Linked DNA regions of Homo sapiens: region 1 is linked to region 2. A link is a contact called in ENCODE Hi-C data. All regions are on one chromosome and are shown on one strand. Each heading gives the region's core, a stretch centred on a gene start or an enhancer-like site at or near the end of the contact. The rest is flanking DNA. Distances are from core to core; before and after follow the strand shown.

Region 1 (4,545 bases), core at 1,433-3,932, 6.2 Mb before region 2:
AACAAATTGGTACAGCAGAGTCTCATTTCCTTAGGGGTCCTGGAACTTCCTTTTCACTGTGATTTCAAAAACATTTATTAGAGGATACATTTATTCCTCAGCACATTAATGGAGTCCAGATTCTGCTTGGATAATATGGACAGACAGATGTGCAGTGTTTTGTGCTACTTTTAGATGAGCAACGCTGTTTACACAGAATTTGCCCAAGACCACCCAACTCATTTCACATGTAGCCTCCAGCTTTCCAAGCCCTTAGCCTCCAGAGGAAAAGAAAAAATTTAATAACTCAGCACCCCACCCAGTTTTGAAGACATGACTTAATACTGAAGGAATTTGCAAGCCTGCACTGCCAATCAACATGCCTACATCAAATAAGCCATCTTTTCTTATTCTGAAAAATGGAAGGTGGTTCTAGAAACATTCTGCTCTCTGACTTTCTTCCACAGTGTTCATGTCTCATTTGAGACCTGGAGAAGTCTGAACAAAGACCTTAAGCCTAAAAAGTAATAACAATGCATAAAACACTTGATATTTGCCCTTCAAGTCTTCCACTTTCTATTTCACATCAATTGCCTTTTCCCCTTAGCTCTATATTATGCCTAATGATATTGTTAATAATTTTTTGCTTAAAGTTTCTTACATTTTTCCTAGCATTTGCATATATCAGTAATTTGTTGGCTCCTTATGTAACTTTGAGAAGTGGGTAAGGTGCTGTCTTAGTCCGTATGGGCTGCTGTAACAAAATACCATAGACTGGGTGGCTTATAAACAACAGAAATTTCTTTCTCATGGTTCTAGAGTCTGGGAATTCCCAGATCAAGGCGCTGGCAGATTCAGTGTGTGGTGAGGGCCCACTTGCAGACGAGATCGGGCGTGTTCTAGGTGGTATGGCCATAGACGAGGTCCCACTTTCATGTCCATAGATGGTGCCTTCTTGCTGTGTCCTCACTTGGTGGAAGGGGCAAGCAAGCTCTTTGGGGTCTCTTTTCTAAAGGCACTAATCCTAATTCACAAGGGCTCAGCCTTCATGACCTAATCACCCCCCAAAGTCCCCACCTCCTAGTATCATGGTGATTCGATTTCAACATCTGAATTTGGGGCAGGGTCGGGGAGGGGGGTAACAAACATTCAGACCATAACAGGCAGGTGGTAGCAGCATTTCCATTTTCCAGATGAAGTAAATGAGAAATCAAATGAGTTTGCCACAGTTTCCCAGAAAGTAACTGGTTAAGTCAATTATTCCAGCTGATCATAATAATTTCTTTTTCCACATTGCATCTGGAAACCATTGCCTGCTTTTAAGTTTTGCTGTGTTGAGTTATGTAGAGATACCACCACATTATTGATGTATATTATATATTATGTTACTTTATGGCTTACCAAGACCTAAGGGTACATTGATACCTTTTCTTTCTAAGCCCTATCTGACTTTGGTCAGTGATTTGTATAGAAAATGTGAACCCAGTAAATAACATTCTAGTGTTTTTCTGTAAACACTAACAAATTTTAGCTACATGAATGACAGCTACTCATAGAATTAAAAGGCAGCAAAGCTTGGGAGAGTGGAAAACGTATTGGAATAAAAGCTAAGACACTCGGTGCCAGGTCTGGTTTTGTCCTTAATTCACTCCCATGTCCGCTCCCTTCCCTTTTACAGATAATACAAGAGGCAAATTCAATCCAATAGACATTTTATCAAGGGCCTATTGGGTAAAGCACTTTACATATGACATTTAAATTAAACCTCACAACAACCCAAACGGGTAGGTGTCACTGAACTCATTTTCTAGAAGAGAAGACTAGCATCAGGGAGCTTAAGACAGGGGCAGGGCAGGGTCTGAGCCACTCTTTGAGTCCTACACCATGTTCCTTTCTATGTCCAAGGCCCTGTTCAGTACTAAGGAATCTTTAAGGAGATAGGTGTAAAGTCCCTATCCTCGAGCTGCTTTCAAAACAGCAGAAGTGGGCCTGGTGCAGAGGCTCATGCCTGTAATCCCAGCATTTTGGGAGGCCAAGGCATGAGGACCACTTGAGCCCAGAAGTTTGTGACCAACCTGGATGACACAGCAAGACCCTGTCTCTATAGAGATACAAAAATTAGTCATTCCCAGTAACTCAGGAGGCTGAAGCAGGAGGATTGCTTGAGCCCGAGAGTTTGAGACCAGCCTAAGCAATATAGTGAGACCCTGTCTCTACAAAAACTACAAAAATTTAAAATTTAAAAACACAGAAGTGAACAGATGCATATGCAGTGAACAAGGGGTAGCTAATATAACAAGGAAGTAACCAGTGCTGCCTGAACGGGTGCTACATGCAAAGGAAGTGGGTTGGCTGGAGAGATCACTTCTGGCCTACAGTTGTGGTGGGGTGAGGTTCAGGTGATAGTTTATAATGAAAGTGGAACTTAATTTGGATATCTAAGCATGATTATGATTTTGACAGGCAGAGATGTGACAGAGAGCCATGCTGGATAGAGGGTATATTAGTCCGTTCTCATTCTGCTATAAGGACACACCGAGACTGGGTAATTCATAAAGGAAAGAGGTTTGACTCACAGTTCTGCAGGGCTGGGGAGGCCTCAGGAAACTTGCAGTCATGGCAGAAGGGGAAGCGAACACATCCTTCTTCACATGGTGGCAGCAAGGAGAAGTGCAGAGCGAAGGGAGAGGGGGGAAGCCCTTATAAAACCATCAGATCTCGTGAGAACTCACTATGATGAGAACAACATGGAGGTTGTTCTCCATGATAATTGAATCACCATGATTCTCCACCAGGTCCCTCCCATGACACGTGGGGATTATGAGAACTACAGTTTAAGATGAGATTTGAGTGGGGACATGGCCAAACCCTATTAGAAGGAGTATTAACGGCCGGGCGCGGTGGCTCACGCCTGTAATCCCAGCACTTTGGGAGGCCGAGGCGGGTGGATCATGAGGTCAGGAGATCGAGACCATCCTGGCTAACAAGGTGAAACCCCGTCTCTACTAAAAATACAAAAAATTAGCCGGGCGCGGTGGCGGGCGCCTGTAGTCCCAGCTACTCGGGAGGCTGAGGCAGGAGAATGGCGTGAACCCGGGAAGCGGAGCTTGCAGTGAGCCGAGATTGCGCCACTGCAGTCCGCAGTCCGACCTGGGCGACAGAGCGAGACTCCGTCTCAAAAAAAAAAAAAAAAAAAAAAAAAGAAGGAGTATTAACAAGATACAAAGATGTAAAATACAAAGATGGTAAAATGCAGGATACGCACTAGATTTAGCCCACAAGTTGATGTGTGTGGAACATAGACCCTGGCTACTCAAAGGGTGGCCTGTGGACCTGCAGCACCCCCATCACCTGGGAGCTGGTTAGAAATGTGTAAAAAATTAGCTGGGCATGGTGGCACGCACCTGCAATCCCAGTTACTCTGGAGACTGAGGCAGGAGGATCTCTTGAGCCCAGGAATTCGAAGCTGCAGTGAGCTATGATAGCACCGTTGCACTCCAGCTTGGGCAACATAATGAGACCCCGAATGTAAGGGGGTAAAAAAAGAAAGAAACACAGACTCTTAGGCCCCACCCCACACATACAGAATCACAATCTGCACAAGTGATCCATGCACAGTGGAACACACTAGAGTGCAGGTCACACTGAAAGGCAGATTGTGATCAGGCCAATACGGAAGCTGCCGAACCTGTTGGTCAGGTGGAGGCTTTGGAGCAAGATGGGGTCGTATGTGAAATCTCCAGCCTGGCTCCAGCAACATCACTTCCCAGCTGTGGGAACTTGGGCAAAGTTACTTAACCAGGTTACTTAAATTGGGGTGATAACAGTACCTGTTCCTTGTCTCATAATATTTAAAATAGACTTCATTTTTTCAGAGTAGTTTTAGCTTCACAGCAAAGCTGTCTGGGAGGTACAGGATTTCTCATATAGCCCCACATAGACTCCCCGCTTATCAACATCCCCTGCCAGAGTTGAACATTTGTTACAATAAAACCTACATTAACACATCATTATCACCCAAAGTTCGTAGTTTGCATTAGGGTTCACTCTTGGTGATGTATATTCTATGAGTTTAGATCTGTATGATGATATCAATCCACTGGAGTAGTATCATACAAGATAGTTTCACTGCCCTGAAAATCCTGTGTTTTTCCTCTTTCTCCCTGCCTCCCACCTAACCCCTGTTGACCACTGATCTTTTTACTGTCTCCACAGTTTTGCCTTTTCTAGAACGTCATTTAGTTGGAATCTTACAGTGTGTGGCCTTTCAGAATGGCTTCTTTCACTTAGTAATATGCATTTAAGTTTTCTTCATGTCTTTTTATGGCTTGATAGCTCTTATTTGCACTGAATAGTAATACGTTGCATAGATGCATCATAGCTCATTCATCCATTCACCTACTGAAGGACCTCTGGGTTGTTTCCATAGTTTAGCAATTACAAATAAAGCTGCTGGCCAGGTGCGGTGGCTCATGCCTGTAATCCCAGCACTTGGGAAGCCGAGGCAGGCAGATCACTTGAGGTCAGGAGTTTGAGACCAGCTTGGCCAATGTGGTGAAACCTCAT
Region 2 (4,230 bases), core at 687-3,186:
CTTTTATTACCTCTAGTCTGAGTAAGGACACCTCCAACGAAAAAAGACAAGACAGCAGCCATGTAACAGAAAAGGGAGAAAGGAAAACGGGAAAGGATATAAAGGGAAAACCAACTACTTCGGTAACGTTTCGATTCTCCAGCTCAGGGGAAAGAGAAAACTGGTGATTTTTGTATTAATCTTTATACCTTTAAGCATGTCTTAAAATGCTGTTTTACCGCTGGGCGCGGTGGCTCACACCTGTAATTCCAGCACTTTGGGAGGCCGAGGTGGGTAGATCACCTGAAGTCAGAAGGTCGAGACCAGCCTGCCCAACATGGCGAAACCCTGTCTCTACTAAAGATACAAAAATAGGCCGGGCGTGGTGGCGGGTGCCTGTAAATACCAGTTACTCGGGAGGCTGAGGAACAAGAATCGCTTGAACCCAGGATGCAGAGGTTGCAGTGAGCTGAGATTGCGCCACTGCACTGAAGCCTGGGCGACAGAGAAAGACTCTGCCTCAAAAAATAAATAAATAAAAATAATATTTTAAATGTATGGATAATACCCACAAAGTGTGAAGCTCTGCTCACTTTGAAATCATTTGATAAGTAATATTATCTGTGGTTACTGGATACAGGCATATACATATATATACACATGTGTGTGCCTGTATCTATATTTATAACCTTGAAAAAGACTGCTTTAGTGTTCTTATCAATCTACAGAACAAGTCAACTAAAGCCATTCCATTACCTCCACAACTTCTTAAATCCAGAAAAAGATTAGATACCTACATTAGCAGTAACAAATTGGTACCAACATAAAAGGAAATAAAACTGGCTTATTAACGATGCCCGGCTCTTAAATGTAAAATGAAACGAGTTGATTTTCAAAACTGGTTTCAATTACTAAGAAACCATTCTGTTCAAAGGACGCCTCAAACTTTAACTTATCGTCGGCCCCTTTTTTGGTCTGGGTGTTTTCTCTCTTCAGAAGACATCACATCTCATTCTGATTCAGAACAGGTTTTGCAACTTCTCGGCCCTTTGGACCTGCCACTTCCAGGTGTCTCATTACCTGTTACAGACTAATTACGGACACGTAACGTCTTACACAAAACCGAAAAGCATTTAGTTTCTGAACTAAATGCTTTAAAAAAAAAAGTTTACAATGAAGATGCTGGAAAACTCGTGCATCTGAATAGGACAACTCATTCCCAAGTCCTAGAGGAAAGGAGGCGAAATCAGAGTGAAAGTGCACTGGCTTACGGCTCAAACTGCAGGGCGGGAAAACAAAGCACCTACATTACTCAAAAAAAAAAAAGTTCTAGGTTTCTGGGCGGACACTTATCCTGGGGATACACATAGACACAAGCACGCTTCAATAAAGACGAGAAAGGCCCTCCATACGCCTCCTGGCATCATTAGCTGTATCCCGCTTTACTTCGCCAATATCCAAACATTCTCAGTTTGGATTCTGGGACGCCAAATACCTTCTCTTCTGCCTCCCTATTTCTCCCACACGTCAGGTCTCTCCTGTACGTCCTCCAGGTCTAAAACACTGAGTTTCTGCCCGCCCCCTGGCCTAAGTCCCTTCCTCCTCCGCGTCTCCGAACGCTCTGTCCCCTGTCTCCGGTGTCCCCATCGGCGGCGGGACCCTCTGCCTCGGATTCGAGCCGCCGCGCAGCTCCATTCTTCTCACCTTGGTTACAGAAGAGGCTCCACAGTTTGGCGAAGATCAGCCCCATCACGAGCACCGGGGCGGGCCGCGGGGTCCCTCGGCAGCAGGTGCCGCTGCGCCGGGTCCCCCACCGCGGCGCGGGCTGCGCGGAGCCGAGGAGAACCCGCCTGAGATCGCGCAGCGAGGGCACTGCTAGGCCGAGAAGCCTCGACCCGACCACTCAGAAGGCGCCGCGACGAATCCCCACCGGACAGCCCTTTGTTTCGAGCCCACTGAGCCCAACGCCGACCCGTAGTCCCCTCGGTCTGTACCCACCTACCTACCACAGCCTCTCCACAGCCCCAAGCCCCGCCTCCACCCCGCCTCCCCTCCGGATCCCAGGACCACCCATCGCCGGAAGCTAGGCGCGTGACGACGGCGCACTTACGGCAACCCACGCCTTCGACGTGGCGTTTTCTTCGGTTTCACTTCCGGTAGGAGAGTCCCAAACGGCCAGCGGCTGGGAATTTGCGGTATCGCGGGGGGGTGGGAAATTTCCCTTGGTGCGTGCTCCTTCTGATGTCAGCCTTCAAAACGTTTGTGGGACTCCCCTTTGATTTGAGTCTCTGCTGCTAGCAGCTGCTTCCCTGACCTCTAAAACCAGGAAAGACCATAGGTTCTCTAAGTGAGCAGCCGCCGTTTGCTGCTCTTAGAAAACTCACAGAAGTGAAGAGTGTTTCTTTCCTGACTTATTCCTGTTCCCCTAGGCAGGCGTGCTAGGGGTTAGGAGTTCTGCCGTGATTCTTCTTCATTCATTTATTAATCTATTCATTCACGTATTCATTCATTGGCTTATGCATTTATGTACTCATTGATTGATTGATCGATTGCAGACGAGGTCGGGCTGTGTTGCCCAGGGGGACTCAATTTCCTGGGCTCAAGCGATCTTCCTGCCTCGACTTCCCAAAGTGGTGGGATTGCAGGCTCAGCCACCGCGCCCGGCCCCTGTCGTGATTCTTAGTTCTGAAAAGAATTGATTGGGAGACGAGCCATGGAAGGCCTGGAGCCACAGAGTTCAGTTATGTGATTAATAATAACACATAATAATAACACATAGCACCCCTCTCCATTTTGCCAAGCATTAGGTATGTTCGTGGATCCCAGATCGAAGTCCACGCATAAGCCAATTCGCTGTGTAATTGTTTTCAATTCCACTTTCCATGGTTAGGTTCTAGCATTGAAAAGAAAAGCTTCACAGCCTGGCATGAAACGAAACTGAATGTCCTTGAAACCAGTTGACGGAGGAGCAAGCTTAAAATTTTTTTAGACTCTGACTTCAGTCAGATGGTTGGATTTTAACCTTGGCAACGTGGCCTTTTAACATGCCAAACTCTTGAGTTAACCTGTACAAGGAGAATGTATGACTTACGTCCTCCCAGTGCTATGGTTTAAAGACCCTTTAAGACTTAGATGCAGGATAATATGCTCCAACGTTACAACATTAAAGGCAAGTTTCAACCTCCTATGTAGAGGAAAAAGAATGTACTGACCCTATGCAAACTTAACTTTCATGACTATCAGTTGGACCATAAATGTGAATAATTTTGTGTTTGTGTAAGTAATGGCTTAAAAGGACATTTTTAGTCCTAGCTTCATTATCACAAAACAAACTTTAGATTCCGTAACAGCTTCTTCAATTGTTAGACATGGATGTAAACCACATTCTGCTTTTTTTTTTTTTTTCTGGCTTTCGGATTTCTAAGAAACCATTTCTGAAAAGAACAAAGCATTTTTGTATGAAGATGCAGACATTTGGCTGGGCGCTGGGGCTCATGCTTGTAATCCCAGCACTTTGGGAGGCTGAGGCGGGTGGATCACGAAGTCAAGAGATGGAGACCATCCTGGCCAACATGGTGAAACCCTGTCTCTACTAAAAATACAAAAATTAGCCGGGTGTGGTGGCACGCGCCTGTAATCCTAGCTACTCAGGAGGCTGAGGCAGGAGAATTGCTTGAACCTGGGAGGCAGAGGTTGCAGGGAGCAGAGATCACACCAGGGCACTTCAGCCTGGCGACAGAGTGAGACTCCGTCTAAAAAAATAAAAATAAAAATAAAATAAAGAAAATGCAGAGATTTGAAGCAAAAAAAACTATAGATTTCTTAAACATTTTTATGATATTTTAGAGACAGTAAGTTTGAATTATACTTCTACTTTTAACTAAGTGGAATGAATGTATTTATTTGAACATGGCTCTTGATATTTTTATTGGTTTTGTTTCTTTGAAATTTCAGAAAACTTTAGTGTTGAAGTTTTCAGTTCGTTAAAATTTACTTTTAACTTACTTTTAACACCTTTCTTATGAACAATTTACCTGACAATGAGACTGTTCTAATATTTTAAAAATATTTTTTCATATTTAAAAGTTTTGTTTGCTGATTTGGAAATCTAAAATTTTTACAAACTGGAGGGAAAGAAAAATAGCCACAATTATCAAAAGTAATATGATTGATTAACAGAATATAGTTGTGTATTATCTAAACAGATATCATGCTGATGTACCTATCGATCTGTTAGAAAAAATACTTTCA

Evidence for each region. A loop is a pair of places that touch in the nucleus more often than their neighbours do. Pooled maps may share reads with other maps.
Region 1: a loop to region 2 is called in a pooled map, with 12 times the contacts of the local background. The contact joins the enhancer-like site here to the promoter of ARL5B in region 2. A Hi-C loop is called at or near these places in 4 of 50 pooled maps.

The regions. Positions count from the first base shown.
Region 1 is chr10:24,885,593-24,890,137 of GRCh38, reverse strand. The region is part of intron 3 of PRTFDC1 (phosphoribosyl transferase domain containing 1); the gene reads left to right. Among named protein-coding and RNA genes, the nearest start is that of PRTFDC1, 65 kb to the left of the region's middle. RefSeq lists an enhancer at 2,300-2,509. Within about 2 kb of position 2,682, at least 7 of the 41 ENCODE cell types and tissues checked have a DNase peak (open chromatin) inside an H3K27ac peak, as active enhancers do.
Region 2 is chr10:18,657,137-18,661,366 of GRCh38, reverse strand. ARL5B (ARF like GTPase 5B) reads right to left here and starts at 1,936. Exons shown (of 6, transcript NM_178815.5): 1 at 1,684-1,936. The coding sequence starts at 1,729. It also overlaps a transcript of NSUN6 not described here. RefSeq lists a silencer at 1,768-1,847 and enhancers at 2,158-2,287, 2,988-3,107.